Regions from separate parts of the Homo sapiens genome. Here region 1 is linked to region 2. A link is a loop called in an ENCODE intact Hi-C map of the cell type or tissue named here. Cell type or tissue: endothelial cell of umbilical vein. All regions are shown on one strand. Links, peaks and the distances in the headings refer to the core of each region. The heading gives the core; the rest is flanking DNA.

Region 1 (16,513 bases), core at 4,266-12,265, 340 kb after region 2:
TATAGAGTGCTATACTTTTCTTTTATCAGAAGGTATTTTTTCCAAATTTGAAAGTCTGATATGTCTTTAAAATATTTCTGCTATTTATCTAGATGTTTTTCTTGTAAACAAAGTTTTATTTTATAACATGAGATAAATTCCTACTTCGGTCTTAAGCATCTAAAGCAAGGTTTGAGGTTACTAGTTTCTTTCAAATGGCATTTCAATAATTGGATACACTGATTAGTAGATTTTAAAAATATGCATCTAATAACATTTCAAAACATTTAGGTTTTAGGGTCAGAAGATTTAGGTCAAACAGATTGCTTTTGTAAAAGAACTAATTCTGGTTTTTGTTTTGGTTTCGAAAAATGGCATTTTAGATTGATTTAGTCATTTGTGAAAAGGTAATCAATTCAAAGTTTATTATTAAAGCATTAATCTCACCAGTCCCCCAACTGTTCATGGAGATGCACAGATGATCCCCAGAGTCATGGCCACCATCTGTCGTTTGGGTGAGACCAGCTAATCTGCCTAGTAGAGAGAATATGCAGACTCATAGTTATTAGGCCATTTCTAACCTGAATACACAAAAACTTAACTAGATGCTTTTTTTTTTCAAAAATAAGGAAATTCGTATTCTCTGAAAAATTGTTATTTCTCATCACTTTCTTTCCTTCGTGACTTTGACTTCCCATCTGCCATTCTTATTCTTTCATTTCTTATAACATTCCTACTCTCTACTCCCTCTTCTCGGTCTTAATTTGCTTAACCTCTGTAGCTGTTCTCTCTTTTTTTATTATTATTATACTTTAAGTTCTGGGGTACATGTGCAGAACGTGCAGTTTTGTTATGTAGGTATACACGTGCCATGGTGGTTTGCTGCACCCATCAACCCGTCACCTACATTAGGTATTTCAACTCATGCTATTCCTCCCCTAGCCCCCCACCCCCTGACAGGCCCTGGTGTGTGATATTCCCCTCCCTGTGTTCATGTGTTATCATTGTTAAACTCCCACTTATGAGTAAGAACATGAGGTGTTTGGTTTTCTGTTCACTAACTTTTCCTCTCTTCACTGACTCAGAGTTAGGAGTCAATATTCATGCACATTAAACAGGATCTATACTTTGCCTAAAATCAAATCCCTATTCATTACTTATCTATTGTGTGATGCTGGATAAGTAACTTCTGTAAGCTTCAATTTTTTAATCTACGTACAAGGAATACTAAAAATAATTAACTCATGAAGATCGGGAAGTGTTAAATGATGATAAACATGGAAAGTAGTCAGTGCAGTGAACACATACTCCATAAATATTAGTCATTATTCTATCTTATCCCCCTTTCTTTCTGAAATTCTCTCTTACCTCCTAGTTTCAAAACTTCCCTTCCTGGTTCATTCCATATTTAACTCTGGTAACTTCTATGTACACTTCCCACATAGTATGTCCCTTCAGCTATCTTATGACCCTGTGCCCATCTCTCTCTCTCTCTCTCTGTCAACCATTTTCATACCTGGCACATTCTCTCTGCTCTTGCTACCCTCCTCTTTTCTCCAGCTCCCTGTAGTGTTTTGACTCTTCCTTTGCCCCTCCAGCCTCTCCTGTCTAGTCCTTATGCACTGACTGGGGACATTCCCTTCTTTTCTCCAAACCACCTTTTTCTGCAATATTCAAGCTTTCTTCCTTCTCATTCCCCTCCCTTACACTCAATGTTTCCTTTCTTTTCACCAGTCCACCTGTCTGTTCCTCATAATTCTATTTTGTTTCCCTTTTACTTTCTTACTTGAATTTCTCACTTGGTTACTCTTGGTGGCCAACAGTAAAGATATGGAGAAGTCTGTTAAAAGATTTACATTTCCCAAAATCAATATTCCTTTTTAAAGCTGTCATCATATTCAGTTATGTAAAGCATCCCTCTTTTAGTTCTTAGGTTTTGTCTCATTGGGAGTGTTTTATATCTGCTTCTGAGACTCTCTCCTTTTAAAGCCACTCATGCTCTGAGAATGTTCGCCCATTATACTCATCTAAGAACTGCTGTATGTCGCTGACTTCTGTATCTTATGCCTTGAGTCCTCACTGTACTCCAGTTCCATTTTTGTTAAATTCCCACAGAGCTCTTCTATTGGTGATTCCAAGCCATCTCCAACTGAGCATGCCTGAGACTGAGCTCTTGATATTGATAGCCAAGCAAGGCTGCTTTATACACTTTCTGGTGTCTTTTCTTTTCTTGTTTCTTTGGTGAAATAGTTTTATTACTCTTTTTGATATCTTCCGCACTTCTCCTTTATAGCTAACATGAACCTATCTCCTGTTGTCTTATTCTCAGAAGATATTTTCTTGTCTTCCCATGGAAAACAATACATCTATCTCAATAAACTGTATCAAAAGCTGTATATTGTCCTACTATTTTTGTCAAGAACACAATTTATGCTATATTTATTGCTATTAAAACCTAAATTCTTGCCTTGAGTTTAACTTATTTTTTAATTATATTATTCCCTGGCATAAGTTACTTGTGACCCATACCCCCAACATTTCTTTCTCTCTTCCTGTCTTTTTCTCTCACATATGCCTTCTCAATTTCAAACTCTTCCCTTTAGTTCATTCTGTTTATTTCTTTATGGGTTACTTTTATTTTAAAAAACTTTTCTGCTAAGCAATAAAAGGGAATGAACTATTGACATATGCAATCAGATGGATGAATCTCAAAATAATTATGGTTACTGAAATAAACCAGAAAAAAAAGAGTATGTAGCTGTTGATATGAAAATTCTAGTTAATGCAGTCTAATTTGCAGTGATTAAAAATCAGATATATGGTTGCCTGTGAAGCTAGGAAGTGGGGTGTGGCGAGTGGTCGGAGCAGTGTGGGAATGGTGGGGACAGGGGAAAATAGACAGAGGAGGTAGGGAAGTTCCTGAAGATGAGAATATAAAGAGAAAAAGAATACAAAGAGGAAGAGAAAAAGAATACAAAGAGGAAGAGAAAAAGAATACAAACAGGAAGAGAGAAATTTTTTAATGTGTATATGGTTGTTACTGAGGTGATGTGTTCCAGGCCATATATATAATTAAAACGTACCAAATAATACGTTTTAAAATGTGCAGTTTATTATATGTTTATGATACATTAATAAAGCTTAAAAAAAAACCTCTTCTAAGGAGGCAAGAAGCAAACATTTAAGTTGCTTAAGTATTGTGCAAGCAGCAGGCCCTTGCTGCTAAACCAAACCATATTGCCTAAGCACCCAGTCAAAACTCCTCAGTCTAACTTTGAAGATATCTCTTAAACTGGCCCTAACTGACTTTTTTTTTCAAATTCACCACTCATTACTGTTTCACATTTTAATTCTCCTGCCAGCCTGGCAACTTGTTCCCAATATACCCTGTTGCTATCGCCATCTTTGTAAATATTATTCTAGCAATACACCCAGCAAGCTCTTTGGCCCCACTCCCTTCCACGATTATCTCAGCCCATGGTTGTCACTCTTTTTTCTCAGCTATCTTTGTACTTATGGTCTTTATCTTGTCTTTGAGTGTTAACACAGTGTTGAAAAATATTTTTGTGGACGATTTTCCTAATTTTTAATGCTGTTTTGATTTTCTGTTTATGCCATAGAGCTCAACTCAGTTAAATATGAAGTAAAATCAACCACTTAAAAAAGGGAAGCCCATGTATTGTGCTGTTGAATGATAATGAAATTTTGAAAATGTCCAAACTAACATTCCACCTTCCCATTTGCTCACCCCTGGGCCCAGGGTCAAAAACTCTCCTAGGAGTAGGCAAGTGTCCTCTTTAGGGGAGTTGTTTATTGTTCAAAGTGGACCTTATGTTTCGGCTTCTCCGGAATCATATCTAAGAAGTTCAGATATTCCTCTTCTCCATGCCAAGACAGCCTACAAATGGGAATTATACTGGGTGTCAGAGCATTCCCTTGACAGGCCCAGATGCAATGACAGCTCAGGTGTCCTCACAGGATCTCCTCCTCTATCTTTTCCACAGAAGAACTCATTTTATCATTGGTTTCTTTCTTCCGATACTGTTTTCTGGGGGGTGGTGGTGAAGGTCCCTTATTTCATGAATGCCATTTTTAGCTTTAGATTTATGATGTTTTTGTTCCAAAACAAATCTCTACTAATTCTAAAGTGTAGACACTATTTTCAAAAAGAGAAGACTTGAAAGAAATGTTCTCCCACAGAGGTTTTTTTTTCTCCTGTATTATTCCAAGCTACTTAATTATCTAATCACATTTAGAACTGTAGATATGTAAGTTAATCTTATACAACCTTGTATATTTAATGCATGTTACCTAAACTGTAATTTTCAGTTCTAAGTTAATTGTTTTATAGAAAATGGCTACATTCAGACTTTCCAAAATAGGCCTTTATGTTCATTAGGTCTCCTTGTTACATACCAGTTCCATAATTCTTAAAATAAAACTTTATTTCCTTGGCACTTGTATTGGGTAAAGACATTAGCCTTGGAAGGACTGGCTAATATTTATTGACCAATTCAATATATTTCTCAATATATTGAATTTACCTCAGAAAATAAAGTCAATGCTTTGTAAAATTGTATGAAATAATGATGTTATTGAATTATACTGACACTGAAGCAGAAGTAGCCAAATAATTATTTAAGGATATCACTGTACTCTTCCAGAACATGAAATGGTTGAGCATGTCATACAATGCAGGCACAAAGCTTCTTTCACTTTGGTTGTAATGTCTGCTATAAAATCAAATAAAGATAATATAAACACAGTAATGAAACTACTACTAATTGTGAAATCTTCCATCAAAGGCAATCTCAATTTTTGGCTTTTTAACCTATTTTTATATAATTACATTTTTAATGTAAAATATTAGCATTTCAAATGCAAAGTTATATGAAAAAATATGCCGTTTCATTCCTTTCGCTGTCCCTTCCCAACCCATTTTCACTCACACCGATGGGCAACTAATTAAATAGTTTCTCGTTAATCCATCCTGCATTTTCTGTTTGTTGGCTTGTTGTGTGTGCTTTTTAAAAATAAGTATATCTACATTTATATTTACTCTACCTGATTCTCCATATTTATTTATCCCTTATTTGTTCCTAATTTCTTCCAGAAAAGTTAGAATACTATATATATTCCTTGGTACCCAGATTTTTTTCACTTATTTTTTTTCCTGGGAAATTACTATGTATGTCCTCTTAGAGATATTTGTCATCTTTAAATTTTTGTTTGTTTGTTTGTTTGTTTTTACTAACTACATAGCATTCCTCTGTGTGGATATTCAGTAGTTAATTCAACCAATACCCTATATGTGGCGATTCAAAATTATCAAACACATTTCAAATACAAGTAATATCACAATGAATAACCACCCCCCCCCCATATTTCATAGCAGATGTATTTTTAAGGTGAATTCCCAGATGAGAGATTGCTGGTTCAAAAGATGATTGCATAGGATGTGTAGTTCTGAAATAAAATGGTCTAGACTCACATTTCTCTGCTTTTCCCCTTTAAATGCAACTACATTCCCTAGAGACTATTCTACAGTGATGACAGGACTCTGAATGAGGAGAAATAGATACATAAAGACTGGCTAGAGACCTTGAGACTTTATAAATGTCATCATAAATGGTTCTCTGGGTTTTCTTTTATCTCTAATATAATCCTTGATTGGGCACCAGAGAGGTCTGCAACCTGGAACTGTCAATAGGAATACACAAGAACACCAAGAAAAATTGCCCTTTCTGGCCAAAGGACAGAAAAGTGGAAGATCAGCAGAGAACTAGTAGGGAACCCAGCTCCCATTCCACAACCTGAGCACCTGTAGGCAGTCTAATGCATTGGCAGGAGTGGCAGCAGCACAGAAGGAAACCCTAGGCCATTCTAGCTTCCACTCTACAACCTAGGCATCAGAGAGTCGTGTCATCTGCCTACAGGTCAGCAGTGTAGGTGACCTTCATTCCCTGCCCTCCATACCTGCAAATTTCACCCCACTAGAAGGTCAACAGGTGGCCCAGAGAAGTGATTTCTGCCCACATAGATGGTTCCAGCAGACATTGAGTGAGAGCTCAATAACATCAGAAGAACCAGAACAGAATAACATTGTAAGCGCTGAGAAAACTAAACTGCCATTGGAACTGAGTCCCGCAAAAGTATACCAGAACCTATATGCTAAACAAGGCTACCGTGTACTATGATAGAAAATTTATATAGGATCCAGGGATTTACACAGGATCAAGCATAATAACCAAAATGTCCAAGATACAATCAAAATCATTTGGCATACTAAAAGTGAGACAAATCACAATTTGAATGAGAGATGACATTCAACAGATGTCAATATGCAGATGAATCAGATGTTGAAATTATCCGCTAAGGATTTTAAAACAGCCATCTTAAAAATGCTTCAATATCTAATGGACATTTATAGAGCACTTCACCCAAAAGCAGCTGAATACAAAATTGTTTTAAGTGTCCGTAGAACACTCACAAAGATAGAGTATATCCTGAACAATAAGACATACCTTAACAAACCTAAAAAATTAAAATCATAAAGAGTATGTTCTCTGACCATAATGAAGTAAGCCAGAAATCAATAAGAAAATTCCTCAGGATACAGAATGAAAAAACATTAATTGCATTTCTATACGCTGACAAATGGATATTAAAATTTTAAAAATAGGACTATTTTTAGTAACTTTAAAGAAACTGAAATACTTAGATTTAAATCTTATAAAACAGGAGTGATGTCACCAAAATGGCAGAGTAGAAGCAAGCTGGCTTCACTTTCCCTTGACAGAAAACCTAAAAAAAAATACGGCACTAAGATTATCATCAGCAATATTCCAGAACTCAAATATGAAAATGAGACAGTTCCTGGGTCGACAGAGAAATGAAAAAAAACTCTGTGCAGAGGGTGAAAAAAAAATCAGACATTTACATTTGAGATCCCTGTTCCTTGGTCTGCCAGGCACAAAACCCAAGGAAAATTTCTCCCTGACTCATGATTACTATACAGGAAAACGTGAGATCAAGGGGGACAACCAGCTTCCCCACCATCTTGGGTTCCTTGGCAGAAGACCCGTCCCTCCTCAAACCGTTGGAAACATCACAAATGCCCAAAGGGAGAAAAATTCCTGAGGACAGCTAGAGACAAAGCGGAGAGATGGGACTAGCATCCACAGGTGAAAAACACTGCTCTGTATCGAGGCCAAAGGAGATGCCAAATCAGAGTAGCTGTTCAGCAGCACAGTGCTTTAGCGGGTACACGTGGGTCTCCTGAGCATGAACTTTTAGTCAGCCTTCCTACACTGCCAGGATGCCAGGGTATTCTCTTTGGGACCTTCCCCATCCAGGACAGGCAGCACTCTGAACTTCGTTAGTGCCGAAAAGGCAAATCTGGGCTAAAATGCCATCTAGTGCTGGAAAGGAGGTAGTGACCCAGCAAAAAGATACTGAACAGCTACATCGCAAATAAATATCTAAGCAAACATACTCAATAAAAACCCAAACAAGCCAGATAGAGTAGAATTAATAACTAATTCTTCAATGCAAAGACATATATATATATATATATATATCCACAAGAAACAACACTAGCAAATGGTGAACCATGACCTCCTCAAACAGACAAAGAAAGGAGCCAGTGATCAACCCCAACAAGAAGGCAATAGATAAACTCTCCAATCAGGAATTCAAAATAGCAGTTTTTAAGGAAACTCAGAAATCTCCAAAATAACACAAATAAGCAATTCAAAAATTTATCAGAGAAATTCAATGAAGAATTTGAAATAATTTTTAAAAATCAAACAGAAATCCTAGAACTTAGAGGTATATTTGCTTAACTAAAAAGTTCATTAGGGGCTTTTAACAGTAGAATAAATCATGCAGAGAAAAGAATCAGTGAAGTCAAAGACAGGCAATTGGAAAACACACAGTTTGTGAGAGAGAGAAAAAAAAAGAATGAAAAGGAATGAAAAATGCCCACTGTTAAGAATTAAAGAAAGAGGAAAGAAACAAAAAGTTGCTCCACAGTCAAGGACAGGTTTATTTTAGAGAAAACAAACCTGAGAGGGGCGTCTGGCTGAGTTAGGTCGTGCCCACTCTCTTACTAAGAGTTTTTAAGGATTTAGGGTAGGAGAGCTTATCAGAGGCTTGGACTGCTTCTGTGTCTCTTTTGTGTCTTTGTTGTGCTTATCTGGGAGGGAGAGTTGTGTGTCTGTTCCCATACATCCCTGCAGCTGAAGGCATACCTGCAGGGTCTGCTTTTAGCTTCCCTATCTTAGTGCACCTGAAGGGAAAGGAATGTGATTATTAAGGCCCACTGTTTTACTGGGGCCCGTTGTATGAGGGTGAGGTTTCGCAGTTACCCAAGAGACATTCCCCACACCTCCCTTCGTGCCCAAGCAGCCTCATCTGTGTTTTACTGTCTGCTCTTTCTGGCTGCTTGTAGTTGGAAGAGAAGTGATTTCCTTGAAGTGCATGAGGCTAGAAAGGGAGCTGGAGCTTAAAATGGTGGTGTTTGTCCGAAATGATGGTGTCCGAAATGATGGTGCTCCTGCTCTGTCACCCACAAGATATAAAAAAACTACCTTAAAAGAAAATCTAAAAATTATTGATATTTAAGGGGGATCTGAGAAAAAGAAAAAGATAGAAAGCTTATTCAATGAAATAATAATATAAAACTTTCCAAAACTTTAGGAAGATATAAATATTCAGGTATGCAAAGGTCAGAGATCACCAAACAGATTAAACCCAAGTAAGACTACTCCAAGTCATGCAATAAAATTCTCAAAGGTCTAGGGTAAAAGGGGATCCTAAAGACAGCCAAAGGAAATAAGCATAAATGTATAAAGAAGCTCCAATTTGGCAACAGATTTTTCAGTAAAAATCATATAGGCCAAGAGGGAGGAGGATGACATATTCAAAACAGTAAAAAAAAAAAAAATGCCTACTGAGAATATTATACCCTGAAAAGTTATCTTTCAAACATGAAGAAGAAATATAGTTTTTTTCAAAATAAACAAAAACTAAGAAAATTGATCACAACAGACCTGTATTACTAGAAATCATAGAGAGAATTTTTCAGTTTGAAAGGAAAAAGACTGACATACAAAAATAAAACATAAAAAGGCATAAACCCCCCTCATAAATAAGTACAAAGACAAGCTCAGAATACTGTAACAAGATTTTGGTATGTAATCCAATGAACTCTAGTATGAAGACTAAAAGACAAATCTACCAAAACCAATAGGTGCTACAGCAACCTGTTAAGAGATAGTCAGGATAAAAATATTTCAATTGAAACAACAAAAGTAAAAATGTGGGGGGAATGAAGTTAAAGGGTAGAGTTTGTCATTTTTCCTTTATTTCTATTATTTTCTTTGTGATAAAAGATAAGTTGCCATCTCTTTAAAATAACTTGTTATAATTATAAGATTTTTGCAAGCCTGATGGCTACCACAAAGCTAAAACCTATAAAAAATGCACTAAAAATAAAAACAATAAATTAAAACATACTACCAAAGAAAATCACGTAAGCACAAAGCATGACAGCAAGAAAAGAAAAGAGGAATTACAAAACAACCAGAAAACATGCCACAAATGGCGGCAGTAAGTCCTTACTTATCAATATTAACATTGATATAAAAGAAATAAATTCTCCAATGAAAAGATATAGAATAAATGAATGCATAAAGAAACAAAATCCAATTATATGCTGCTTATAAGAAGCCCACTTCACCTGTAAAAACACACATAGACTGAACTTGAAGGAATGGAAAAAGATATCCTATGCAAATGGAAACCAAAAAAGAGCAGGAATAGCTATATTTATATAAGATAAAATAGACAACAAATCAAAGACTGTAAAAACAAACAAACAACACTCTTTTAAAAAAGAGGTCAACTCAGCAAGAGGATATAACAACTATAAATATCTATATACCCAACACAGTAACACTCAAGTATATAAAATGAGCATTAATTGATCTAAAGAGAAAGATGAGTTGCAATACAATAATTGTTGAGACTTCAACACCCCACTTTCATTAATGGACAAATTATCTAAACAGAAAAATCGACAAAAAACAGCAGAATTAAACTACATAGTTGACCAAATGGGCCTAACTGACATTTTCAGAACATTTCACTCAATTATTGTAGAATGTGCAGTCTTCTCATCAGCACATGAAACATGCTTTAGAGCAGGCAGTATATTTGATCACAAAACAAGTCTCAACAAATTCAAAAAAGTCAAAACTATATCAATTATCTTCTCAGACAAGAATGGAATAAAACTAGACATCAATAACAAGAGAAGGCTTGTAAACTACACAACATGCTCCTGAAGAAATTAAACAACGTGCTCCTGAAGGACCAAAGGATAAATGAATAAATTAATTTAAAAATTAAAAAAATTCTTGAAACAAATGAATATAGAAATACAATATACTAAAATCTGTGGGATACAGAATAGGGAAGAGGGAAGTTTATATCAATATGTGCCTATATAAAATAGTAGTAAGGTTTCAAATAAATTACCTAATGATATATCTCAAGGAACTAGAAAAACAAAAATAAACTAACCCCAGTGATACTAGAAGGGAAGAAATAATAAATATTACAGCAGAAATAAATGAAAGCGAGACCAAAAGAACCCCCCAAATCAACAAAACAAAAAGTTGGGTTTTTGAAAAGATATACAAAATAGACAAACCTTTTTCTAGACTAAGAAAAAAAGAGAAGACTCAAATAAATAAGATCAGGAATAAAAAAGCAAGCATAACAACTGATACCACATAAATACAAGGAATCTTTAGAGGCTATTACGAACAACTATACACTAACACTTCGGAAAACCTAGACTCAGTGGATAAATTCTTGCACACATACAAAATACCAAGATTGAATCAAGAAGAAATAGAAAACAGACCAAATGTGATTTACAAGATTGAATCAGTAAAAAATTTTCTCATCAAAGATCAGCTTAGAACCTGATAGTTTCACTGCTGAATTCTGTTAAACACTTAAAAAAGAATTAATATGAATTCTATTGAAACAACTTGAAAAAATTGAAGAAGTGACAATACTTTCAAATTCATTCTAAAAGGCAGAATTACCCCAATACCAAAACCAGACAAGGCGACAACCAAAAAAGAAAACTACAGACCAATATCCCAGATGAACATAGATGCAACTATTCTCAAAGAAGTACTAGCAAACTGAATTCAACAACACATTAAAAGGATAATTTATCATAATCAAGTGGGATTCATTCCAAGGATGCAAGAATGGTTCAATGTATGCAAATTAATAAACATGATATATCACATTAACAGAACCAAGGACAAAAACCATATATTCATTTCAACAGGTGTTGAAAAACCATTTGATAAAATTCAGCATCTCTTTATGATAAAAAGTACTCAACAAAATGGGTATAGAAGGAATATACTTCAAAACAATAAAGGCATATATGACAACCCCACAGCTAACATCATACTGAATGGGGAATGCCTCTAAGCTCTGGAACAAGATAAGGACATTCACTTTCACCATGTTTATTCAACATAATACTATAAGTCCTAGTCAGAGCAATCAAGCAACAGAAACAATAAAGGGCATTGAAACTGGAGAAGAAGAAGTTAAAAGATCCTTGTTCACAGATGACACTACATTTAGAGAACTCTAAATGCATCACCAAACACTGTTAGAGTTGTTAAACAAATTCAGTAAAGTTGGAGGATATAAAATTAACATACAAAAATCAGTAGCATTTATATACACCAGCAACTGAAAAAGAAATTAAGAAAACAATTCCATTTATAATAGCAAAAAAAGTAAAATACTTAGGAATAAATTTAACCAGAGAAATGGAAGATCTTTACATGGCAACTATAAAACATTGATGAAAGAAATGAAGAGGACACAGGAAAATGGAAAAACATTTCATGCTAATGGATTTTAAGAATTAATATTGTTAAAATGTCAGTATCAAAGCAAATTCAATGCAATCTCTGTCAAAATACCAATGACGTTCTTCACAGAAATAGAAAAAATAATTCTAAAATTTACACGGAGTCACTAAAGCCTCCAAATAGCCTAAGAAATCCTGAAAAAAGACCAAAGTTGGAGGCATCACACTGCCTGACTTTAAAATATACTACAGAGCTACAGTAACCAAAACACCATGGTACCAGCATAAAAACAGACATAGACCAATGGAACATAATAGAAAACCCAGAACCAAATCCATACATTTAGGATCAAATCATTACTGAGAAAGCCTTCAAGCATTGTACATTGGAAATAAGACACACTTTTCAATAAATGGTTCTGGGAAAACTGCACATCCATATGCAAAAGAATAAGATTAGACACCTATCTGTCACCATACACAAAAATCAAATAAAAATTGATTAAAGACTTAAATCTAAGACTGGAAACGATAAAAGTAGTAAAAGGAAACACTGGGGAAATGCCCTAGAACATTGGTCTGTGTAAAGGTATTTTCAATAAGACCTCAAAATCACAGGCAACGAAAGCAAAAACAAACAAATAAGATTACATCAAGCTGAAAAGCATCTGCACAGCAAAGGAAACAATCAACAAAATGAAGAGGTAACCCACAGAATGGGAGAAAATATTTGCAAATTACCCATATGATAAGGGATAAATTATCAGAATATAAAAAGAACCCAAACAACTCAGTAGCAAAAGAACCAATAATTCAATTTTAATATGAACGAAAGATCAGTATAGACATTTCTCAGAAGACATGCAAATGGCAGACGGATATGTGAAAAAGTGCTCAGCATCACTAATAGTCTGAGAAATAAAAATCAAAACCACAATGAAATGTCATCTCACCTCAGTCAAAACTGCTTTTATCAAAAAGATAGGTAATAACAAATGCTGGCAAGGATGTGGAAAAAAGGGGACCTTTGTATACGATTGGTGGGAATATAAACTAGTACAGCCATTATGGAAAACAGTATGGAAATTACTTAAAAAATTAAATATAGAACTACTATAGGATACAACAATTCCACTATCAGGTATATATCTAAAAGAAAAGAAAGAAATATATCAAAGAGATATATCCACTCCAATGTTTATTGTGACACTATTCAAATAATCAAAATATGGAATCAACCTAGTACCCATAAGTAAGTGAATAGATAGAGAAAATGTGGTATATACACATGTATCAGTCTGCTCTCACACTGCTATAAAGAACTACCTGAGACCGGGTAATTTATGAAGAAAAGAAGTTTAGTTGACCCACAGTTCCACAGGCTTAACAGAAAGCACAGCTGAGAGTTCTCAGAAACTGATAATCATGATGGAAAGCAAAAGGGAAGCATGCACATCTTACTATGGTGAAGTTGGAGAGAGAGAGAGAGAGAGAGAGAGAAGGAGAGATAAGTCACACACTTTTACACCATCAGATCTTGTGAGAATGCACTATCATGAGAACAGCAAGGGAGAAATCCATCCCTGATATGGTTTGGCTGTGTCCCCACACAAGTCTCATCTTGAATTGTAGTTTTCATAATCCCCACATGTCATGGGAGGAACCCAGTGGGAGGTACTTGAATAATGGGGGGTGGTTTCCCCCATGCTATTCTCATGATAGTGAGTAAATTCTCATGAGATCTGATGGTTTTATGAGGGGCTTCCCCATTTGCTTGGTTCTCATTCTTCTCTCTCCTGCCACCTTGTGAAGAAGGACGTGTTTGCTTCCCCTTCTGCCATGATTGTAAGTTTCCTGAGGCCTCCCCAGCCCTGTGGAACTGTGAGTCAGTTAAACCTCTTTCCTTTATAAATTACCTAGTTTCAGGTATGGCCTTATAGCAGTGTGAGAATGGACTAATACAGCTCCCATGATCCAATCATCTCCCACCAGTACCCTCCCCTGACATGTAGGGATACAAATTGAGATGAGATTTGGACAGTTACACACAACCAATACATATAAATACACAATAGAATAATATTCAGCTATAAGAAAAGTGAAACCCTATAATTTCCAGCAACATGGATGGAACAGGAGGCACTTTGTTAAGCGAAACAAGCCAGGAACAGGAAGATGAACATCACATGTTTTCACTCATATGCAAGAGCTTAAAAAGTGAATCACATGAAGTCAGAGGGTAGATTGATGGTTACCATAGGTTAGGAAGGGTAGGGAATCAGGGGATTGAAAAGAAGTTGATTAATGGGTACAAAAATTCAGTTAGATAGAAGAAATAAGACCTATTATTTGATAAATAAGTAGAGTGACTATAGGAAACACTAATCTATTATATATTTCGTAATAGCTAGAAGAAAATAATTTGTATGTTTTCAGCATAAAGGAAAGTTAAATGTTTAATGTGATGGATATAAAAATTAATCTTATTTGAAAATTATATATTATGCAAATGTATCAAAATATCACATATACCCCCAAAATATGTACATATATCATGAATCAATATAATACATAAATAAATAAATAGACTTGGTTTCCAGAAAAAAATAAAAAAAAATAAATCTTAGAAAACATACAAAGGATCTTGATGATGAAAATTAAAAAGTTGATGACAGAAATGAAAGAAAACATAAATACTTCTAGGCACCATATTTATAGTTTGAAAAACTCAATATAATAAGGATGTACATTCTCTTTTAATTTATCTATAGATTTAACATATTTCTTCTATCTGTATTTCAGTAAGGGTTTTTCTTTACAAAAGCAATCTTATAAAATTTATGTGAAAAATGAAGACCCTAGAATAGCACTATTCTAGGAGAATAAAGTGAGAGAAATCATTCTTCTTAACATACTATATAGACACAGTAATCCAGATAGTGTGGTACTATTGGAGTAATAGACACATAGATAAATGGAACAGAATAGGAAAACCAGAAATATATCCTCACAAATATGCTGAATGAGTTTTTGACCAAGTTGCAAAAGCAATTTAATGCAAGAGAAATTGCTTTTTAAATAAATGGTGCTGGAGCAGTTAGACATCCTTAGGCAAAAAGAGTCTCGACTAACTCTATAATACAATCTTCTACCAGAACTAACTCAAAGTACATAAGGAATGTAAATATAAAATATAAAACTATGAAATTCTAGAAAATAAATAGGTTAAAATCTTGGGCACCTAGAACTAGGTGAAGAGGTCTTAGACATGACTCCAAAAGTATAACATGTAAAAGGAAAATTGATCGGACATCTGGAAAATTTAAAAAATTCACTCTGTGAAAGAGTTTGTTAAAAAAATGGAAAGATAAGCTGACGACTGTGAGAAAATATTTGCAAACCACATATCCAACAAAATATCTAGAATATATTAAGATTTCTCAAAACTCAGCAATAAACAATCCAATTAGAAGATGAGAAAAAGACATAAACAGACATTTGATAGAAGAGATACTGATGCCAAATAAGCACATGCAAAGATGTGTAACATCATTGGCCATTGAAGAAATAAAAACTAAAACCACAATAAGATATGACTAATGCTCATCAGAATGGCTAAAATAAAAGCAATAATGATAACACAAACACTAGTGTGGATGTGGGGAGAGTGTCACTCATATGTGGTACATCAACTGTGAGAAATAATTTGGAGGTTATTTATAAACTAAAATGGACCTACCATATGACCTGGCAATTACCCTCTTAGGCATACATCTCAGAGAAATAACTTATTTTCCCTCAGAAAATTACGAATAGATATTCACAGCACCTTAATTTGTAGTACTCAGAAGCCCAAATGTGCTTCGGTGGTTGAATAATTAAGCAAAGGTGGTATATCTATGGCATAAACTCAGAAATAAAAGGGAATGAACCATTAATACACGCAGCAACTTGAATGAACCTTAAGGAAATTGTTTTTAATGGCAAAAAAGGCTAATATCAAAAGGAAACAGGTTGCATGTTTTCATTTACATAACACTTGTGAAATAGCTTAAGTATTGCCATGAAGTACATATTAGTTATTGCCAGGGCTCAGGGTGGGATGTAGGGTGGGTGTGGATATAAGTAGGTAGGATGAGGAAGTCTTGTGGTAATGGATGGTTAAGTATTTAATATCTTGATTTTGGTAGTGAACCAATGTCAACAGTCTGATGTTGATAATGTAAAATGGTGACATTGGGAAAGTATAGGTGAAAGGGTACACGTGAACTCCCTGTATTATTTCTTTTCACTTTACTATAAATCTATAATTATTGAAAAATTAAGTTTAAAAGATGAGGGTATATGTTGGTTTGTTATATATGGCTGAATTCTCCTGCAAGGGTTGTAATATTTTTCTCTGCACCAGTAATAACGCTTTTAAGTTGTCCATCTTTTTGCTAATTTTAGAGCAGAGAAATGGTATCCTAGTATTCATTTGCATTTCTCTTATTATGAATATGTTAACACAATGTCAAAGCAAATTCACATGAATCATAAAATTTTCCAACCTCAATCTTAACTAATGATTTTAAGGATTCAAGCCAGAAGTAGACATGGACAGAATTTAGTTTTAGA
Region 2 (16,513 bases), core at 3,699-11,698:
AAAGGGCCAAAGACAACAAAGTAAACTTGCTCGCATGGGGAAATATAGCATAGAAAATTATAGAATTCGCAACAGCATCTCTGACCACAAACAATACTTTAAAATTATGCCTCGAACATAAACTTACTTGTTCACACGTATATTTTCCTGGCACTTTCTCCCTTTTGTTTTCTACCATCTATAACATCACAAAACAATGGAAAAGAGAAAGAACCCAAAAATTCTCCCTATAATCTCACCTTTCTGATTTCCAAGTCTCAGATGATTGGCTTCATGAGTTTCCATTCATTATATGCAAACAGACTGCTTGAGTAAGAAGGTATATAGTCGAATGTGTGAAAACTTTTATTTGTTGTGTGGTTGTGAGGGGGGGAGCAGATATAAAAATGTTTTGTGATACTGAAGTCTGATTTTAACATTTAGTAATCCTGGCATGATCAGAGGTAAATTTTCTTGATGTCACAGCTCTAAAGTAAGAACTTCCAAGTAATGTGATAACTACAAAACAAAGCATCATGGGCAGTGTGACTACTTCCTGAGGTGGACATCTCCTATTCAGAGTAAAGTTACTTCCAAATCAAAAATGGGATTTGTTATTTTTGAATTGGGGTGGGGGCGGGATTGTGTGTGTGCATGCATTTATTTGTGTGTGCAAGTGTGTGTAATATTGTACTTTATGAAGCCAGTATTTTTTTTTTTTTTGAGACAGAGTCTCACTCTGTTGCCCAGGCTGGAGTGTAGTGGTACAATCTTGGCTCACTGCAACCTCTGCCTCCTGGGTTCAAGTGATTCTCCTGCCTCAGCCTCCCAAGTAGCTGGGATTACAGGTGCCCGCCACCAAGCCCAGCTAATTTTTGTATTTTTAGTATAGACGAGGTTTCACCATGTTGGCCAGGCTGGTCTTGAACTCCTTACATCAGGTGATCCACCCACTTCGGCCTCCCAAAGTGCAAAAGGCTACCTTGTAAGTTCCCTTGGGATAAGAACGTTTACAGCTCCCTTTCTTTATAATATACTTTGAACTAATGGCTAGCAGCTGGAAATGCTAATACCTTGGCTGAGGGTTATTTATATTGATGAAAACAGCATTAGAGGTTGAAAACAGATAGGCAGGCTCTAAATTGGATAGTTGAGAATTTTATTTCACTAGGGAGGAATAAAAATGTGCTTTTCATTTGGTGTATAAACAGCTCAATATCCCAAAGGAGAAATGGGAAAAGAAAATGCAGAGAATTCATACACATATAAATCAACCAACATATGAAAATTTATGCATCACCAAAAATCTCTAAAAAGGCAAATTTAATTTTTGATTATCAAAATTATAAAAGATATCTTAAAAGATTATACTCATTGTAAGAAAGGATGCTCTCAAATAGACACTTATTTTCTGCTGGTGGTAATATAAATTAGTAGAATCTTTCCTAGAAGATAACGTGGCTATTACCAAAAGCCTTGAACACTGCATATCCTTTCATTAAGTATTTGTGCTACTTACATGATTTTTTCAGGAAATAATCTGAAATGTGGATAAAGCCTTTTGCATAAGGTAATTATCACAGCATTAATCATTTTAGAGAAAAATTGGAAACAACAGACCTAACTGCAAGTGGAAATCTAGTACACGATCAGGTGTTACCTCAAATCACTGGAACACAGAAGGCAGAAGGCTTTCTAAAACAAATAGTGTTGGGACAAATTGCCATTTGGAAAAAAGATGAAATAAGATCCATTACTCACAGCATACATGAAAATAAGCTCAAAATGGATTAGATATATAAATGTAAAACACAAAACCATTCAAGTACTAGAAGAAACACGCATGAACTTTTCTATAACCTTGATATATGGAAAGGCTTTTAAACTACCACTTGAAATCCAGATGCAACTTTTAAAAAGATTGATAGATATGACTACTTTTGTGTGTGTGTGTCTGTTTTTTTTTAGACAGGGTCTTATTACTCCATTGCCCAGGCTGGAGTGCAGTGGCACGATCTTGGCTCATTGCAACCTCCGCCTCCCAGGTTCAAGTGACTCTCCTGCCTCAGCCTCCAGAGTAGCTGCAACTACACGTGCGCCATCACACCCGGCTAAATTTTTATACATTTTTAGTAGAGACAGGGTTTCACCATACTGGCCAGGCTGGTCTCAAACTCCTGATCTTGTGATCCGCCTGCCTCGGCCTCCCACAGTGGACCATGTTTTTTTAAAAAGGCTTGTGTGGCAAAAAAGAATAAAAACAAAAAACAAGCAAAGTCAAAAAACAAGCTGAGCAAATATATGCAAAACACTTCACAGATAATGACATTATCCCTAATACTTGAAGAACTTTAAAAAATTGAAGGAAAAAAACAAATATCCTGTTGAGAAATAAGCAAAATATGAATAAATAATTCACCAAAAAAAATTTTTTAATGGTCCTTAAGACATATGAAACTATAATCAACTTCACTTTAATATAAATGGGCTGTGCGCAGTGGCTCATGCCTGCAATCCCAGCACTTTGGGAGGCTGTGGATCACTTGAGCTCACAAGTTTGAGACCAGCCTGGGCAACATGACAAAACCCCGTCTCTACAAAAAATACACAAATTAGCCAAGTGTGGTGGTGCACTCCTGTAGTCCCAGTTACTCCGGAGGCTGAGGTGGGAGGATGACTTGAGTCCTAGAGGCGGAAGTTGCAGTGAGCAGTGATCGTACCACTATACACCCCAGCCTGGGTGAGACAGAGCAAGACCTTGCCTCAAAAAGAAAAAAAAAGAGAAAAAAAAGAAATGCATATTAAAACTATGCTGAAATATTGTTCCTTACCCATGAAATTGGCAAATTCCAAAGCTTAATAGTAGGCTCTGTTGACAAGGCTAAGTGAAACAGACTAGAGGGAATGCAAGACTTGTCTATCTCTTATGGAAGAAAATTAGGCAATAATTAATAAATATTCATTAACTCATTAATATTTATTTAACTTTTGATTTAGCAATCCTATTTCTAGTGTTTATCCTTAAGATATGCCATTAGTATTACTAAAAAGTATAGATAAAGTTATTCACTACAACATTCTAACATATTCAAGACATAAAATAAGGCTGGAAACAAGGGAAAAAATTTAAACTGAATGCAAAAACTAAATCAAGGTATTTTCAAATGAAATCACATTGAGGGATAAGAAAAGGAAAAATCAGGCAGACAGCTAAGGCTAGTCCTTGGAGAAATAGCCTGAAAAATCACAGCTACAGGCACAAACAGAACAACCTGGGGAAAAACTAAACTGCAACTACACTAATAAGAAAGCAAGGCCCAACAGAGAAGCCTTTTTTCCTTTGTGTGATTAGCGGGCTTCCAGGAAAAAGGTTCCTCCCCTTTTCAGGCATATACATGGTAGGCTCTGTGGGAACCTGCAAAGGAATGGGGGTGGGCTTACCTGAAACAGACCTGCAGTTAAACAAACAAGAGAAGCTTCACTTTGTGCTTACCCAAGACATACCCACAGCTGCAGAGATAAGGAGAGTTACACAAATAGCTACAGAGATGAGGGGAGTTTCTTATAAAAGCTTTTGGATTCAACTGTAAAAACAGCAACCCACTCAGGCCCCCTCTCCACTACAAAGAGCTTTCTTCTTTCACTTATTAAACTTTGACTCCAACCTCCCCCTTGCGTCCATGCTCCTTAGTTTTCTTGATTGTGAGACAAGGAGCTCGGATAACACCTCAGACAACGAGACCATTCACCCCAGACCATTTCAACATCAAAGAAGGAGAAACAACAAAAACAACAGTGAACTAATGTAAGTAACTTTTGGACACAGTACAATACTTTATTTACCCTTAGTCTGGGTGAAAAAAATATATGATACACAAAGATAAAACACAATAGCAAAATGTTAAAAATTGTTGGACCTGAATGAATGGCACAGGGAAATTATTTGTATTACTGTCACGCCTTTCCTGCAAGTTTGTAATTATTTCAAAATTAAAAATTAAAAAATACAATTCCAGTTTCTCTCTCACACCAAATTCAATAGTAAAATATTAAATATTAGACATATAAAAATGTGTACATGCTTTTTTTTGCCAAAAGTTGATGCTAAAAGCCAAGCAGTCTGAGTTTGTCATTTTCTATTTTCTAAGGTAGTTTTGAGAGATTTTTCTCTATTTTCCCATGTTTTTAGAATAACTGGAATTAGAAAGTAGAATCAAGGAATGAGTGTTTTAAGTACTTCCTGAAGCACATTCTGGAATCTTGATCTTGAAACCAAGCTAACCATCCATACTACAGGTATAATTATGTTTAAAATAATGTCTATATCAGAGAATCCTTTATAAATAAGGTATACAGTCATGCACTGAATAACAACATTTTAGTCAGCAATGGACTGTATGACAATGATCCCATAAGATTATAATGGGGCTGAAAAATTTCTATAGCCTGGTGACATCATCGCCATTGTAATGTCATAGAACAATGCTTTACTCACATTTTTGTGGTGATGCTGTTAAAAACAAACTTACTGCACTGCTACCTGTACAGAAGTATAGCACATACAATTATGTATGTTACATAATACTTGATAATAATAAATGACCATGTTAATGGTTCGGGTATTTACTGTACTATATTTTTTTTTTTTTTGAGAAAGGGTCTCACTCTGTCCCGCAGGCTGGAGTGCAGTGGTGCCATAATGGCTCAATGCAGCCTTGACCTCCTGGCCTCAAGCGATCCTCCTGCCTCATCCTCCCTCAGGAATGGGACTACAGGCGTGTGCCACCATGCCTGGCTATTTTTTTTATTTTTTGTGTCTCACTATGTTGCCCAGGCTGGTCTCCAACTCCTGAGCTCAAGCAATCCTCCTGCCTTGGCCTTCCAAAATGCTGGGATTGCAGGCATAAGCCACCACAGCTGACCTATACTTTTTATGTTATTTTAGAGTGTTATTTTACTTTTATATGTAGAAAATTAAATGTAAAATAGCCTCAGGCAGGTCCTTCAGGAGGAATTCCAGAAGACAGCATTATTATCATAGGAGATCACAGCTCCATGCATGTTACTGCCCCTGAAGATGTTCCAGTGGGGTAAGATGTGGAGGGGTAGGACAATGATATATGTGGAGGGGTAGGACAATGATATGGATGATCCTGACTCTATGTAGGCCTAGGCTAATGTGTGTGTTTGTCTTAGCTTTTAATAAAAAAAAAAAAAAACTTTTAAAAAAGATGAATAAAATAAAAATAGAAAAAGCTTATAGAATAAGGATATAAAAAAAGAAAATACTTTCGTTCAGCTGTAAAATGTGTTTGTGTTTTACATGAAGTGCTATTACAAAAGAATAAAAAAGTTTTTTAAAATTAAAAAGCTTATATAGTACAAAAGTTACAGTTAATACTGTCTTCTGGAATTTCTTCTGAAGGACCTGCCTGAGGCTGTTTACATTTAATTTTTTATGTGTAAAAGTAAAAGGAGTACATTCTAAGTGTACAGTAATGTCCTAGGCCTTCACATTCACTTGCCACTCACTCACTCACTTACCCAGAGAGACTTTCAGTCCTGCAAGCTCGATTCACCATAAATACCCTATATGAGCATTCAATTTTTTATCTTTTATACAGTATTTTTACTGTACCTTTTCATTTAGATACACAAATACTTACCATTGTGTTACAACTGCCTATAGTATTCAATACAGTAACAGGCTTTACAGGTTTGTAGCCTAGGAGCAATAAGCTATACCATATAGCCGAGGTATGTAGTAAGCTGCACCCTAGATGGTATCATTAGGTTTGTTTAGCTACATACTATGATGTCTGCACAACAACAAAATCACGTAATGACACATTTGTCATAATGTGTTCCTATCATTAAGCAATACATGACTGTATGTGGGTACTATTACTGTTTTCTAAAAAGCATCTAAGCAAGCATTTAAAAAAATAAAAATACAGTTTACAAAATTAACTTAGAGTAACAAAGTTAGCACTTTTCACTGGCAATCAAACAGAAATATAAAAGTTAGCAACAAATCTGACAATTAAATTCCCTATGCCAAGCCCATACGTGGTAGGTAGATTGGCCCCGAAGAGATGACCTAATCTCTGGCAACTGTGCATGTGTTACCATACATGGCAAAAGAGACTGCAGATGTAACTAAAGTTAAATCCTTAAAATAGGAAAATTATCCTGGATTAACTGAGTGGACCCAATCTAATCATGAGAACACTTAAAAGCAGAGAAATGTTTCCAGCTGTAGTCAGAGAAATGCAGCATAAGGATAAATAAGAGAGATTCAAAGTATGAGAGGAACTTGACTCACCACTGCTGGAGGAGCCACATGGAAAGCATGAGAAAGAATTCAGAAAGCATCTAGGAGCAAAGACTCATCCCCCATCTGGCAGCAAGGAAACAGGGACTTCAGTCCTTCAAGTGCATGTAACCAAATTCTACCAGTTGGAACCTGGGTGAGCCTGGGAATGAATCCTCCCCTAGAGTCTTCAGAGCCCACTGCAACTGACACTTAGATTTTGGTCTCATGAGACAAGGTTTAGAAAAACCAGCTGAGCCCAGCTAGACTTCAGACCTATACATCTGTGAGATAATAACGTGTTGTTTTAAGCCACAGAATTTGTGGTAGTTTGTTATAGCAGCAATAGAAAACTACATGTATTAGCATTTTCTTAATTTATATTTCATTCTAAATATCTTTAATTTGTCAAGGTGGATTAAAAAATGAGAGGCTATATTACCACATTTCTAGCTTTTCATTTCCTCACATTAATTTTGTCACTAAAATGGAAACATAATGCTTGACTAGATTCTGACCATTGAAAAATACCAATTTTTAATTCATGTTAGTCTTTTACTTTTAAAAATGTTTTTTAAAAGCCATTTTCTCTTGGAATATTTTACATGAAAAGTATGACTCAAGTGAGGGTCTATCTATGCAAAGTAGAACTGAGTGTTTCCGACATACGTATACATTACATCTATTACCAGCTGGTGCTCACAGGGTTTTGCGGGAAGGGGACAGTGTTAGAATGCTACATGAGTTCATTTCTTTTATATATTCATATTAAGTGTATCTCCATCTGCTGAAGTACTTCCATTGGCATGGATGAAAATGTCAGTTGAGTGAATTCCAGGCAATTCTCCAAGGTAAGAAAGTTAAACAAGCGAAAAGGGCCAACACATATAAAGAAGGAACTTATCTTTTTAGCAAACGCTATGAAAGCTTTCGGTGTTTTTTTAGAACAAGCAGACATTCTTAGGAAATAATTAAAATAATCTGTCATAGAAAGTAACTGATGAGGTACTGATAAAATTAAGTGGAAAAAATCAGCTAGAGGAACTTGTACTGATTTATCACTTCCTGGAAACTGGGGCTAGTAATGTAGTTCATTCAGTATGCAATCCTCTCTATTAGCCTCTAACATTTAAGAACTATAGTTGCTTTTGGTATGCGGGTTTTAAAAGGGCTGAGTAGCCTAGGACAGTGCTTGTCAAATTTCTCTGGTCAAGGATCAATTTCTTCTTCATTTTTAAAGAAACTTTCTAATCGATTGCAGACCAATAATTTTGTAAAATATAACAAAAACATATTACTAGAAAAATGAAACAAAAAACCAAGACACAAGGTTTGTGAATGGCTGTGCCTAGCACATGTGGGTGCTGAAATATGTTTAATAAACAGACACCACTTTCAGAAAAGCTGGTTCAAAAATGGATAGGTTTTCATCAGAAGCTTCTCAACAAAAGCACCTGGTATATCCAGATACTGAGAGTAGGCAGTACCCTCAGACATCTTGTAACAAATAAAATTAAATATTTAATGAAGCTCTAGGATGCATTACATTTTCTTCAATTAGAGAATGACAGCTAGGCAATTTAGCAGTATTAAAGGATTAAATAATCTCTGATTATTTTTCCTGCTATTGTGCTTTTTTGTCCTAAACCCTAACTACACTTAAACATAGATGAGAAATCAATATGAAGAATAGTACAAAAGTCTAATAAAGGTGAACACCGGAATCTATGTTAGAGGGTTTTCACTTGTTCCAAATAACATCTAAAAAGTCTTAATTTTCATTTCCTTTTACACAGAGGATTTTTCAGTGTAATAATGCACACTTGCATGTAGCTTAAGATTCTTTTTTTTTTTCTTTTTGAGACAGAGTCTCGCTCTTGTTGCCCAGGTTGGAGTGCAGTGCCGCCATCTCAGCTCACTGCAACCTCTGCCTCCCGGGTTCAAGTGATTCTCCTGCCTCAGTCTCCTGAGTAGCTGGAATTACAGGCGCCTGCCACCATGCCCGGCTAATTTTTGTATTTTTAGTAGAGACGGGTTTTCACCAAGTTGGCCAGGCTGGTCTCGAACTCCTGACCTCAGGTGATCCACCCACCTCGATCTCCCAAAGTGCTGGAATTACAGGCCTGACCCACTGTGCCCAGCCTTAAAATTCTTTTAATTATATACTTAGATGTACGTTTTATATTTATATATGTATTGAAATTATATATTTCATAACTACCTGTATTCAGTGTAAAGTGAGGAATGCATTTAATACTTTCACACATACAGCATTTCCTGTTTAGTCTCATATCAAGCATAAAGCCAATGACTGCTTCCTCTTCGCAGAATAAAATGTAATAATAGCAGCATTCTAATGCAATCTGCACTGATGACAGCAGAGGGCACTGTCATATAAAATAACTTTTTTTTATTGTGCATAAGAATTTTGTGCATTATTGAACACTAGTTTTCAAGAGGCTAGGATTTCTGTAAACGGTCTTATATACCAAAAAAACTAGAAAATCTCTATTTGTGTGAGCATGAAGTGACATATTTTAACTGATGAATTGAAACCTGAGTCATAAATTATAAAAAGAAAAATTAATATAAAATTTACTGTTTTTCATAAGTTAGCATACTGAAACTTTTCTCATTCTATTTCTACTACTATATGATGCCATTTATATGAAGTCAAAAAAATAAAAAATATATTTATTATAGAATATTTAGCTTATAAAACTATAAAGGAAAGCAAGAAAGTAATTACCATAAAATTCAGGGTAAAAGCCAAGTTGTGAATACAACAGGAAAGTTCTTGAAGGAAATTCAAAGTGCTAATCCAGTGAACACATGAATAATAAGGAAGCGAAACAGTCTTATTGCCGATGTGAAGAAAGTTTTAGTGGTCTGGATAGAAGACCAAACCAGCCACAGCATTTCCTTAAGCCAAAGGCTAATCCAGAACAAGGCTCTAACTCTCTTCAACACTACAAAGGCTGAGAGTGGTAAGGAAGCTGCAGAAGAAAAATCTGACGCCAGCAGAGGTTGGTTTATGAGGTTTAAGGAAAGAAGTCATCTCCATAATATAAAGGTGCAAACTGAAGCAGTAAGGGGTAACACAGAAGCTGCAGCAAGTGATCCTGAAGATCTAGCTAGGGTTATTGATGAAGGTGGCTACACTAGCTAACAGATTTTTACTGTAATATTAATGATCATTTGGCAGTATTCCCTGTGAGCCAGTGGTGACAGTGGCCATGGGGCGACACTCCTCCACCTTTGGAAAGGGGAGAAAAGACTGGAAAGGTCTATGTCTTGTGGTCTGAGTTACAGCTCAGACAAGTCAGAACACCAGCTAGACTTCTAAAGTTTTTGACTCTAGTGTCAGGCTCCCAGACAGCACCTCTGGACTTTTCCAGAGTCTAGTGGAAATCACCACCCTGCAGGGAAGAACACAGGCCTGGATGGCTTTGCCACTTGCTGATTGTAGAGTCCTAGTCCCTCAAGTGAACATAGGCAGTATCCAGGGGGTGGTTATGGAAGGCCTTGGGCAAGACCCAGTGCTGTGTTAGCTTCAGATGTGACCCAGCACAGTCCTAGTGGCGGTGGCCATAGGGTTACTTAGTTCACTTCACCCTCAGCTCCACGGGGCTCAGCAGAGAGAGAGAGAGATGTCATTTGTTTGGGAGAAAGTGAGGGAAGAGAACAAGAGTCTCTGCCTGGTAATCCAGAGAATTCTTCCGGATCTTCTCCAAGACCATCAAGGCAGTATCTCCAGAAGTCTGCAAGAACCAGAGCATTACGGGGCTTCGGGTGCCCTCTAAAGCAGATACAGCTTAGATCACAACACCTACGTCCTTCTGAATATCTAGAAAGCCTTTCCAAGAAGGACCACTACGAACAAGCTCAGACTGTGAAGATTATAATAAATACCTAATTCTTCAATGCCCAGATACCAAAGAACATCTACAAGTACCAAGGCCGCCTAGGAAAACATGTACCCACCAAATGAACTAAACAAGGCACCACAGACCAATACTGGAAAAAGAGATACGTGACTTTTCAGACAGAGAATTCAAAGTAGCTGTTTTGACAAAACTCAAAGAAATTCAAGATAACACAGAGGAGGAATTCAGAATCCTATCAGATAAATTTAAGAACAAGATTGAAATAAAAAGAACCAAGCAGAAATTCTAGAGCTGAAAAATGCAACTGGCATACTATTGAAGAATGCATCAGAACTTTTTATGGCATAACTTTTTATGGCAGAAATGATCTAGCAGAAGAAAGAATTAGTGAGCTTGAAGACAGGCTATTTGAAAATATAGTCAGAGAAGACAAAAGAAAAAAGATAAAAAAGCATCCCTACAGGATATAGAAAATAGTCTCAAAAGGGCAAATCTAAGAGTTATTGGCCTTAAAGAAGAGGTAGAGCAAGAGACAGGGTTAGAAAGTTTATTCAAAGGAATAATAACAAAGAGCTTCCAACACCTAGAGATAGATATCAATATCCAAGTACAAGAAGGTTATAGAGCAGCAAAGCAGATTGAACCCAAACAAAAGTACCTCAAAGCATTTAATAAACTTCCAAAGGTCAAGGATAAAAACATGGTCTGTAATAAAGAAAGGATCCTAAAAGCAGCAAGAGAAAAGAAACAACACACAATTAAGCTCCAATATGTCTGGGAGAAGACTTTTCAGTGAAAACCTTACAGGCCAGGAGAGAATGGTACGACATACTGCAAGTGCTGAGGGAAAAATCCTTTCATGCTAGAATAGTATATTCTGCAAAAATACCTTCAAACATGAAAGAGAAATAAAGACTTCCAGACAAACAAAAGCTGAGGGATTTCATCAACACCAGACCTGTCCTACAAGAAATATTAAAGGGAGCACTCTAATCAGAAAGAAAACGATGTCAATGAGCCATAAGAAATCATCTGAAGGTAAAAAACTCACTGATAATAGTAAGCATACAGAAAAACACAGAATATTAAAACACTGTAACTGTGTCTTATCTTAAGTAGAAAGACCAAATGATGAACCAATCAAAAATAATAACTACAACTTTTCATGACATAGACAGTATACAACAAAAAATTAAAAAGCCAGAGGATAAAGTTAAGGCATAAAGTTTTTATTATTTTCTTTTTGCATGTTTGCTTGTTTATCCAAACAATGTTCAGTTGTTATCAGCTTAAAATAATGGGTGATAAGATAGTATTTGCAAGCCTAATAAGATGCAGTATTTGCAAGCCAAAAAACATAAAAGATACACAAAACAATTAAAAGCAAGAAGCTAAATCAAATCACTGAGAACATCATCATCACAAAAAGGAAGAAGAAAAGAAAGAGAAGACCACAAAACAACCCAAAAAACAAATAAAATGGCAGGAGTAAGTCCTTACCTACCAATAATAATATTGAATGTACATGGACTAAACTCTCCAATCAAAAGACACAGACTGGTTGATAGATTAAAAAAAAAAAAAAAAGACCAAATGATCTGTTGTGTACCAGAAACACATTTCACCTATAAAGACACACGAAGACTGAAAATAAAGAAATGGAAAAAGATATTCCATGACAATGAAAACAAAAAGAAAACATGAGTATCTATATTTATTTCAGACAAAATAGATTTCAAGACAAAAATTGTTAAGAAGAGATGAAGAAAGTCACTATATAATGATAAATGGGTCAATTAAGCAAGAGGATATGACAATTTTTATGCCACCCATCACTGGAGCACCCAGATATATACAGGAAACATTATTAGAGCTAAAGTGAGAGATAGGCCCCAATACAATAATAGCTAGAGACTTCAACACCCCACGTTCAGCATTTGATACGGTTTGGATTTGGGTCCTCACCCAAATCTCATGTAGAATTGTAATCCCTAATGTTGTAGGAGGAGGTGATTGGATCATGGGGGCAGCCTTCCCCCTTGGTGTTCTTGTGATAGTGAATGAGTTCTCATGAGATTTTGTTTAAAAGTGTGTAGTACCCTTCCCCTTTTCTCTCTTTCTCCTGCTCCAGCCATGTAGGACGTGCCTGCTTCCCCTTCATCTTCTGCCATGAGTGTACATTTCCTGAGGATTCCCCAGCCATGCTTCCTGTACAGCCTGTGGGACTATGAGCCAATTAAACCTCTCTTCTTTATAAATTACCCAGTCTCAGGTAGTTCTTTATAGCAATGCAAGAATGGACTAATACAGCACTGGACAGATCTTAGAGACAAAAAATCAACAAAGAAACATCAGACTTAATCTGCACTATAGAAACAAATGTACCTAATAGATATTCATGCAATATTTCCTCCAAGAGCTGGAGAATACACATTCTTTTCCTCAGCACATGGATCATTCTTAAAAGTAGACCATATGTTTGGTCAAAAGACAAATCTTAAAATATTCAAAAAATTAAAATAATAAACATCTTCTGTGATCACAATGGAAACTACAAATCAATAACAAGAGGAATTTTGGAAACTACACAAATACATGGAAATTAGACAATATGCTCCTGAATGGCCAATGGGTCAATTAAAAAATTAAGAAGGAAACTGAAAATTCTCTTAGAACAAATGATAATGAAGTACAACATACCAAAACCTATGGGATACAGCAAAAGCAGTACTAACAGGGAGTTTATAGCTATAAGTGCCTACATCAAAAAACAAGAAAAATTTCAAATAACCTAATAATGCATCTTAAAGAACTAGAAAAGCAAGAGCAAGCCAAACTCAAAATTAGTAGAAGAAATACTAAAGATCAGAGCAGAAATAAATGAAATCTAAATTAAAAAAATATTGACTGGGCATGGTGGCTCACGCCTGTAATCCCAACACTTTGGGAGACCAAGGCGGGCAGATCACGAGGTCAGGAGTTTGAGACCAGCCTGACCAACATGGTGAAAGCCCATCTCTACTAAAAATACAAAAATTAGCTGGGCATGGTGGCATGCACCTGTAATCCCAGCTACTCAGGAGGCTGAGGCAGGAGAATCACTTGAACCTAGGAGGTGGAGGAGGTTGCAGTGAGCTGAGATTACACCACTGCACTCCAGCCTACTGCACTCCAGCCTGGGTGACAGAGTGATACTCTGTCTCAGAAAAAAAAAAAAAAGACAGAAAGAAAATAATACAAAAGAGCAATGAAACAAAAAGTTGTTTTTTTTGAAAAGTTAAACAAAATTGAAAAATCTCTAGCCAGACTAACAAAGAAAAAAAAAAAGAGAAATTCCAAATAAATAAAACCAGACATGAAAAAGGAGACATTATAACTGATACTGCAGAAATTCAAGGATTATTAGTGGCTACAATGAGCAACTACATGTCAATAAATTGGGAAATCTAGAAGAAATGGACAAATTCCTAGACACATAAAACCTACCAAGATTGAGTAGGAAGAAATTCAAAACCTGAACAGACCAATAACTAGTAAGGAGATTGAAGATGTAATAAAAAGTCTCCCAGTAAAGAAAAGCCCAGGATGCAATGGCTTCATTGCTAAATTCTGCCAAACATTTAAAGAAGAACTAATGGCAATCCTACTCAAACTATTCCGATATTCTGAAAAATAGAGGAGGGGATACTTCCGAACTCATTCTGTGAGGCAAGTATTACCCTGATACCAAACCAGATAAAGACACATCAAAAAAAGAAAACTATAGGCCAATATCTCCAATGAATATTGGTGCAAAAATCATCAACAAAATACTAGCAAACTGAATTCAACAATATATTAAAAAGATCATTCAACATGACCAAGTGAAATTTATCTCTGGGATGCAAGGATGGTTCAACATACACAAATCAGTCAATGTGAAACATCATACCAACAGAATGAAGGACAAAAGCTATATAATAATTTGGACTCATGCTGAAAAAGCATTTGATAAAATTCAATATCCCTTCATGATAAAAAACTACCAAGAAACTAGGTATAGAAGGAACATACATCAACATAATAAAGGCCATATACATATATGACAGACCTTCAGTTAGTATCATACTGAATGGGGAAAAGGTAAAAGCCTTCTCTCTAAGATCTACAACACAACAAGGATGCCTACGTTCACAACTGTTATTCAACATAGTACTGGAAGTCCTAGCTAGAGTAATCAGACAAGAAAAAGATATAAAGGACATCCAAATTGGAAAGGAAGAAATCAAATTATCCTTGTTTGTAGATTATACAATCTATGTCTGGAAAAAGCCTAAAGTTGCAAAATAAAAAATCAACATACAAAAATCAGTAGCTTTTCTATATGTAAACAGTGAACAATTTGAAAAAGAAATCAAAACAGTAATCCCATTTACAATAGCCACACATAAAATTAAATACCTAGGAATTAACCAAGGAAGTGAAACATGTCTATAATGAAAACTATAAAACACCAATGAAAGAAATTGAAGTGGACATTAAAAATGAAAAGATATCCCATGTTCGTGGATTGGAAGAATCAACATTGTTAAAATGTCCATTCTACCCAAAGCAATCTAGATATTCAGTGTAATTCCCATCAAAATACCAATGACATTCTTCACATAAATCGAAAAAAAGATCCTAAAATTTATATGGAACCACAAAAAACACAGAATAGCCAAAACTATGCTCAGCACAAAGAACAGCCCTGGAGGAATCACATTACCTGACTTCAAATTATACCACAGAGCTACAAAAACCAAAATAGCATAAAAACAGACAACCAGTGAAACAGAATAGAGAACCCAGAAACAAATCTACACATATACAGGCAACTCATTTTCAACAAAGGTACCAAGAACATACACTGGAGAAAACACAGTCTCTTCAATAAATGATGCTGGGAAAACTGGATATTTATATGCAGAAGAATGAAATTAGACCCCTATCTATCACCACAGACAAAAATCAAATCAAAATAAAGAAAAAGAAAAAACCCAGAAAACAAACAACAAAACACACACACACACACACACACACACACACACACACACACACACACACACACACACAGGAAAAAATAGATTAAAGACAAATTTAAGACCTCAAACTCTGGAACCACTACCAGAAAACACTGGCGAAAATCTTAGGGTCACTGTACTTGGCAAAAATTTCTTGAGCAATATTCCACAAGCCCTTTCTCACACTGCTATTAAGAACTACTTGATACTGGGTAATTTATGAAGAAAAGAGGTTTAATTGACTCATAGTTCCACAGATTGTATGGGAAGCATGGCTGGGGAGGCCTCCAGAAATTTACAATCATGGCAGAAGGCGAAGCGGAAGCAGGCATATCTTCACATGACAGAGCAGGAGAGAAAGAGCGAAAGGAGAAGTGCTACACACTTTTAAACCACCAGTTCTTGTGAGAACTTACGCACTTATCATGAGAAGAGCAAGGGGGAAGTCTGCCCCCATGATTCAATCACCTCCCACCAGACCCTTCCTCCAAAATTGAGGATTACAATTCAACATGAGATTTGGGTGGTGACACAGAGCCAAACCATATCAACAACTGAATTCATGGAGATAGAGAGTAAAAAGATAATTACCAGAGTCTGGGAAAGGTAGTGTGGAGTTGGCAGGGGGATGGGGATAGTTAATGGGTACAAAAAAATAGAAAGAATGAATAAGGTCTATTGTACAGAACAGGGTGACTATAGTTAATAATATAATAATAACCTAATTATACATTTAAAAACAACTAAAAGAGTATAATTGGATTTTTTGTAACACAAAGGGTAAATGCTTGAGGGGATGGAAACCCCATTTTCCATAATGTGATTATTACATATTGCATGCCTGTAGCAAAACATCTCATGTACCCCATAAATATATACATCTACTATGTACTCATGAAAGTTAAAAATTAAAAAAAAAAAGTTGTTTTCAATCCTCATGGTTGGCTTTCAACCCTCAGGAAGATTTAAGGAGTTCAAGACTTCAATGGAGGAAGTAACTGCAGATGTGATGGAAGTAGCAAGACAATTGGAATTAGAAGTAGAACCTGAAGATGTAACCAAATTGCTACAATCTCATGATAAAACCTGACTAGATGAGGAATGGCTTCTTATGGATGAACAAAATATGTGGTTTCTTAAGATGGAATTTAATTTTGGTGAAGATGCTGTGAACACTGTTGAAATGACAACAAAGGATTTAGAATATTACATAAATTTATATTTGATAAATCAACGGCAGAAAGAAGTTCTACTATGGGTAAAATGCTATCAAACAGCACTGCATGCTACAC

What was found. Hi-C counts contacts between places; a loop is a spot of excess contacts. Peaks named below come from ENCODE experiments on the same cell type or tissue, not always from the same donor. Only the 100,000 strongest peaks of a DNase experiment are listed, where the experiment ranks them.
Region 1: a loop joins it to region 2, with 9 times the contacts of the local background. A loop is called at or near these places in 1 of 110 quality-filtered maps.

What each region holds. Positions count from the first base shown.
Region 1 is chr6:127,634,809-127,651,321 of GRCh38, forward strand. No RefSeq gene overlaps it. Among named protein-coding and RNA genes, the nearest start is that of LINC02536, 21 kb to the right of the region's middle. In endothelial cell of umbilical vein, for the core only: a CTCF peak has its summit at 7,398; no DNase peak of the experiment used is centred there; H3K27me3 peaks cover 646 bases.
Region 2 is chr6:127,294,265-127,310,777 of GRCh38, forward strand. The region is part of intron 5 of ECHDC1 (ethylmalonyl-CoA decarboxylase 1); the gene reads right to left. Among named protein-coding and RNA genes, the nearest start is that of RNF146, 36 kb to the left of the region's middle. In endothelial cell of umbilical vein, for the core only: a CTCF peak has its summit at 8,658 (motif pointing right); DNase peaks (open chromatin) are centred at 6,337, 7,147 and 8,657; H3K27ac peaks cover 704 bases.